Regions from separate parts of the Homo sapiens genome. Here region 2 is linked to region 1. The links are chromatin contacts, found by Hi-C or POLR2A ChIA-PET in ENCODE. All regions are on one chromosome and are shown on one strand. Each heading gives the region's core, a stretch centred on a gene start or an enhancer-like site at or near the end of the contact. The rest is flanking DNA. Distances are from core to core; before and after follow the strand shown.

The links. A loop is a pair of places that touch in the nucleus more often than their neighbours do. ChIA-PET counts read pairs that join two places held with the same protein, here RNA polymerase II (POLR2A). Pooled maps may share reads with other maps.
Region 2: a loop to region 1 is called in a map of B cell, with 18 times the contacts of the local background. The contact joins the promoter of CEMIP2 here to the promoter of PTAR1 in region 1. A Hi-C loop is called at or near these places in 2 of 168 maps with a recorded cell type or tissue (B cell and naive thymus-derived CD4-positive, alpha-beta T cell) and 9 of 50 pooled maps. POLR2A ChIA-PET finds 5 or more read pairs at or near these places in 2 of 52 experiments (PC-9 and activated CD4-positive, alpha-beta T cell).

The regions. Positions count from the first base shown.
Region 1 is chr9:69,758,602-69,761,545 of GRCh38, reverse strand. It overlaps PTAR1 (protein prenyltransferase alpha subunit repeat containing 1), which reads left to right and starts at 1,535. Exons shown (of 8, transcript NM_001099666.2): 1 at 1,535-1,693. The coding sequence starts at 1,608. LOC105376076 (a long non-coding RNA gene) reads right to left here and starts at 1,451. Exons shown (of 4, transcript XR_929910.3): 1 at 1,073-1,451. RefSeq lists enhancers at 1-513, 1,988-2,037 and a silencer at 1,378-1,847.
Region 2 is chr9:71,767,102-71,770,045 of GRCh38, reverse strand. CEMIP2 (cell migration inducing hyaluronidase 2) reads left to right here and starts at 1,533. Exons shown (of 24, transcript NM_013390.3): 1 at 1,533-1,689. RefSeq lists enhancers at 512-1,193, 1,194-1,875 and a silencer at 769-1,438.

The DNA.
Region 1 (2,944 bases), core at 286-2,785:
TTTACTTTTACAATCATAAAAACTACTTCAAACGCTCCGCATATGTTCACATTAAACACACCATGAGTTTATTTTTTTAATAGCTTTTTAAAGATACAGATTTCTTTTTTTTTTTTTTTGAGACAGAGTCTCGCTCTGTCGCCCAGGCCGGACTGCGGACTGCAGTGGCGCAATCTCGGCTCACTGCAAGCTCCGCTTCCCGGGTTCACGCCATTCTCCTGCCTCAGCCTCCCGAGTAGCTGGGACTACAGGCGCCCGCCACCGCGCCCAGCTAATTTTTTGTATTTTTAGTAGAGACGGGGTTTCACCTTGTTAGCCAGGATGGTCTCGATCTCCTGACCTCATGATCCACCCGCCTCGGCCTCCCAAGGTGCTGGGATTACAGGCGTGAGCCACCGCGCCCGGCCTTTTTTTAAAGACGGAGTCTCGCTCTGTCGCCCAGGCTGGAGTGCAGTGGGGAGTAGCTGGGATTACAGGCGCCCGCCACCACGCCCGGCTTTTTTTTTTTTTTTTTTTTTTTTGTATTTTTAGTAGAGACGGGGTTTCACCGTGTTAGCCAGGATGGTCTCGATCTCCTGACCTTGTGATCCGCCCGCCTTGGCCCCCCAAAGTGCTGGGATTACAGGCGTGAGCCACCGCACCTGGCCAGATTTCAAGGGTGGAAGAATAAAACTGAACCAAGGGCAGCCAGATTTTTCTACCAGAGGTGCAAAAGAAAACCTGATACACAAAAATTTTAGTTATGGCATTTCAAAATCCTAAATAAACTAGAAAGCTCGTTTTTCCTACAAAAATTTATTTTTGCTATTATGAACAAACCCTGTCAGAGCCTTGATCCTTTTTTTTAAATTCCAAAATTGACGCAAAGGCTACCAAATGCAGTACAAAATGAAGTCGAAAAATCTAAAAACGATTTCACTTCTACTTCCTACATACAGATGGCAAATAACTTTTCCTTCACTTTCCTTTCTCTTCCTTTAATAAATTTAAGAATTTTAATTAATGTTTTTTAAAAAGGCTGCTTTCAAGTTCAGAGACAAAAATTGGCACAGTTAGAAAGGAGGTCACCAACACGGTCAAATAGGGACTCGCTCCGCCGCAATGCCTCTGGACCTCTTCATCTCTCAGGCTGGGAAAATAAAGCAGACAAGCTCTGAAAAACGCCCGGGACTAACTGTTAAGAGGCCCTGCATCCTCAGTTGAACATTCCTTCAGGAATGCCCGGGGACCTTGCTGGGGGGGTTCAGGAAGGTGTCTGACTCTCTGGGAGTGTGTCTTGAGGTTTCGCCTAAAACTTAAAATAAGAAAATCGGAGGCCTGAGAGAACTTTGCAAACAAATGTCCAGCATCTTCTCTGACGCTTAGAAAGTCCGTTACCCGCGCGGAGGCGAACTTCTCCACTCACTGGAAGGCCACCAACCCTAGCTAACGCCACGCCCAGGCCGCCAACTGGCTGACCCGGAAGTGCTCGGCGGCGGCCGCGGCGGCGGGGACGCGGCCTAGCCGAAGCACCCGCGCGCGCGCGCGCGCGCTCGTTCTCCGCGGAACTCCCGCCGGCGGCCCGGCTCACGCGGAGGCGCGCCCGAACTGTCGCGGCCGCCGCCAACATGGCCGAGACCAGCGAGGAGGTGGCGGTGCTGGTGCAGCGGGTTGTGAAGGACATCACTAACGCCTTCAGGAGGAACCCACACATGTGAGTCGCGCGCCTCCGCCGCCTCCGAGGGTCGTCGGGAGCGGGCGGGGGCGGGGCCAAGCGTCCACCCGACCTCGGGCGGCGGGCGGACAGCGGGTCCTGGCCCACGAGCCCTTCTAGGGAGGAGGCAGAGCCGTGTCGGGCGGGACCGTTGTCGGCCGCCGCTGGCCCGGCTTTCCGCTACCGGGACGCGCTCGCGGTCGAGTCCCTAGAAGTGACCTCAAAAAATCAAAACGGAACTACTTTCTCTGTCCCTCCCCACCTTTTCATAGGAGTTCACGAAACTCCAGAGACGTCCCCCGTAGGTCGACATCCTTCCTGTGTTTAAGGTACTCGGGCGCACACAACGATGTGGGTCCGTGTATGCCTTGTAAACACAACTCTTGAGATTCATCCCGGACGTTGGCAAGAGGGGGTAACCGATCCTCTTACTTTTAATGAGCCTCAAACCCCTCAGTTTACTAACTAAAGGTGGTTTGAGGCTGCTTTTGACTTTAGCCTTACTTGCCACAAAATTGTAAAGTGACTCCGATAATACATTGTGTTTTGAAAGGTGAACAGAACATTCTCAAGAGAAGCTTCTGTGGGCGCAGTGTGGAGTCTGGGATAAAGCAAATGAAACCTTGATACTTTTTAGCATAAGCGGATTCATAGTTACAAGGAGCATGTTAACTCATTTTTATCCCAACACTGCTGCCCTCTTTAACGGGACACTGCAGAACTGACATATGTATCTCTTCCATTTTACTTGAAGTACTGTGGGAAGATACCGCAAGAGTCTACTTTTTGTAACACTTTGCTTTTATGTAACAAGTGAAAAGAAAGCTATTGAGAGAGAGAGAGAGATCTACATTATACAAAGGTGTAGGGAAGAAGCAACAATGTACCTCCTTTCCCATACCTCTTCCTCCTCAAAGAAAAGAAACATGGCATCCAGTTCTGCATTACTTTCATTTTAGCTAGTTGTTTTTGGAGTTTATTTTTTTTTTTTTTAGTTTATTATTTTTTATTATTATTTAATTTATTTTTATTTTATTCTTTAGACTGGAGCTCATGATTTTTTTTTTTAAGTATTCTAACCGGTTCAGCTTTTCTGCCTAAAAAAGTTGCCAAACGTGTATCTTACCAAAGTGTTCTTTTCCTCCAAGGTGATGATTGTAAAACAGTTAAGAAGCCGTTGGATGTTTTGCTCCCTTGTGGCACACAATTGGAGACGTGCAACTGTGCCACATTAAAAACAAAACACTGCTG
Region 2 (2,944 bases), core at 284-2,783, 2.0 Mb before region 1:
TGGCAATCCAATTTTTTCTAAGTGCCCCAGGGGATTCTTATCATCAGCCAAGATTTGGAAACAGTAATTTCTTATACAAAGTCCTGAACTAATACCCTTGAAATAGGGGATTCCCCTTCACTGCCGGGTGTGTCGCGGTTACAGGACTGAGTTTGTTGAGGGAGGAGGAATGAACAACCCTGAAAACTAAACTATCCTACCTTGTATATTATTCACTGAAAGAGTTTCCTGGAGGGAAAACTTCCAATTCCAATTAAATCGAGGATGACGACGGCCCGGATTTGGCAGTCCTGCAGCTGTCACTAGCTCGGGACCTCGTGCGTCTGAGTGATCCAGCCCGGGCCGCGCCCTCACCCAGAGCCAAGGCTGTGAGAGCAGCTCCAGCGAGGGGGCAGGGTGGCGGCGGCAGGGCTGCTTCAGGGCCGGTGCCGGTGTCCTCAGAGCGGCGTTTTGGCACTGGGGTGGGCCGGGGCGTGGCTTTCGGCGCCACCTCTGCAAGCGGCCGCCACTCCAGAGTGGCGCAGGTAGGGGGCGTGGGAAGACCTAAGTATATTTATTCCGGCCTGCGAGCGGGATGCTGGGGTTGCTCCAAGGGACCAGAAGAGCTGCCCTGTGTCCCAGAGCAGGCTGGTTCTTCTGACAGCGCTGAGAACCTGGCGCTCGCGCCTGGCCAGGTAGGGGCTGTGACTGGACGCTCAGAACATTTGTGGGAGTGTGGAAATCTCTTTACGGGTGATGGGGCTCAAAGTCTGACGCAGCCGAGGGTTGATGGGGTGCAGTCACGCTCAGCCAGGGGACTTTGGGGGCGCAGTGTCAGGCTCAGCCAGGGAGTGACAGGCGCAGTACCAGCCTTATCTGGGGGTGCTGGAGGCACAGGCTCCGGTTCGGCCAGGCGGGTGTGCGCGCCCAGGAAGGGTAGGAGCCTGCAGCCGCAGCGGGGGGCGCTGGCTGGGGCTCTGCCCCGCCGGCAGTGCGCTCGGGCGCTGTTCCAGCGCGCGGCAGCGAGTGGCGCTGAGCCTCCGCTTTCGCAGCTCGCGGGGAGCGGGGCCGGCGGGAGGGGCCGGGCGGGGCCACCGCCTCCTCTGATGGCAGGCTCCTCCTCTCCCTCCGCCTCCCTCGCTCTCCACCGCCCGCCCGCCCGCCCGCCCAATCCACAGTTCCCGGCCCAGCCGAGCCGGGCTGCTTGTCTGGCCGGCGGAGGCTGAGCGCGACCCTAGCAAGCCGCGGCGCCCGCCGACCAGGGACAAGAGCGACTCCTGGGACCCCACTCTGCCCCGCGCCGCCGCCTCCTCCCCTGTTGTCGCGGGGACGCTCAGGCCCGCGCCGCCCGGGCCACGATTCTCCTCCTCTTTCTCCCGGAGGGGAAGGAACGGAGAAAGCCGAGCGGCGGCTCCGGGAGAGAGCGAGCCGAGGCCCCTGCCCCCGAGGCTCGGGGCAGGAGGAGGAGGAGGAGGAGGAGGCGGAGGCGGAGGGAAGTGCGCGTCACTCTCGGGAGGAGAGTATTTCACCTCCAGGCAGAGGCTGCGGCTGCCAGTTGAGTACGAGCGGCAGCTGCGGGCGCCGGCAATCGAGTGGCTTCCTGGCCATGGAGAGGAGATCTGGACCCGAGGACGCCAGGGACTCCTCTCCGTCTCCCTGGACCGCTGTGTAGGCACCTGAGTTAACGGACGCTAAGCGGGGTAGGGGAAGGTAAGAAGCGACTCGGTCACCCGCCCCCCCACCCCGCTCCACCTCGTTTGCTGCCCTCGGGGGCCACTGCGGGGACGCAGACCCGGGTCTCGCCCACCTTTTCTGCTCCCGGCGGCCTGGCCGGCTCCGGCGTTGGGCATTTCTGCCGAAAAGGAAAACGTCCTCCCGCCCTTCCCCCGTGCGCCTCCTTTCCCGGTTTCATCTCTGGATTGGGACTGACCCGACTCCCCAGGAGTCAGTCCTCTCTTCTTAAGAAAGGGTCCTCGGGAACGGTGTCTTGATTTCTTTCTCTCCACTCTCTCTTTTCATTACGTTTACGGGGAAGGGAACAATGGACCTTTCAAAGTCGGTGCGAACAGCCTTAAACTTTCTGGAGAGGGATGGGGTGAGGGGATAAACCCCACAGTAAGCCGATTACAGTGAAAGGTTGATGGAATGTGCTTTGCAGTCCGGGCTTCAGTGCGCGCGCGCTTGTGCGTTTGGGGTCATCTTTGTCTCCTTACAATTCCCCTGGGTTGGTGGGTCCTCCGCCCTCCGCCCCCTGCCTCTCTGTTAGCTGAGGTAAGGTGAGGCTTTAAAATCGTGTACAGCTTCCTTTAAATCTGGGGAATAGCCTTAGCCCTGGACCCTATTCCCAGCTTTTCTCTGCAGAGTTGGGAGATCCTGGTAAAGGAGGGGGGCCCTCTCTGTGAGGACCCAGAGTGCTGCTGTTAATAGCACTAGTGGCTACACCCTTAGCGATAAAACCAAGGTCCTGAATTCCCTGGATGCTCTCTGCTGAGGGTTGATGAGTGTCACCAGACTTCGACCTGGAGCGGAAACAGCTCACTTGAATTCTCCGCAGGTTAGGAAAACAGACTTTGATATATATCTCCTTTTATCAGCAGTTGGGATTAAGGATAGACTGCCTAATAATTTTTAAAACTTTCATTGTGCACATGAGCTACTCACTGCCTTGAGTTCACTCCCCTTGATTCAGTGTGACAGAGTGATGCGCTGCTGCACAGTTGCATGTATTGAGATGTGCTGCTCTTCCCGGTAAAAAGTGAGAAGAATTTAGAGAGAGGGGAAAGGGTAGAGGCTTCACCTGAGCTGAGGGAGGCCTGACTCCCCAGAGCAGCCAGGCAAATCTGTTGGAAATGGCTCAGTGTTAAAAAAACACCTTTAAAATGGTTAGCCTTATCTTTCTTTGGTTGGCTAGAATGGAGCTACTAATGCTTATTTGACCCTTGAAGGACGCTTGTTCTTTTCAGAA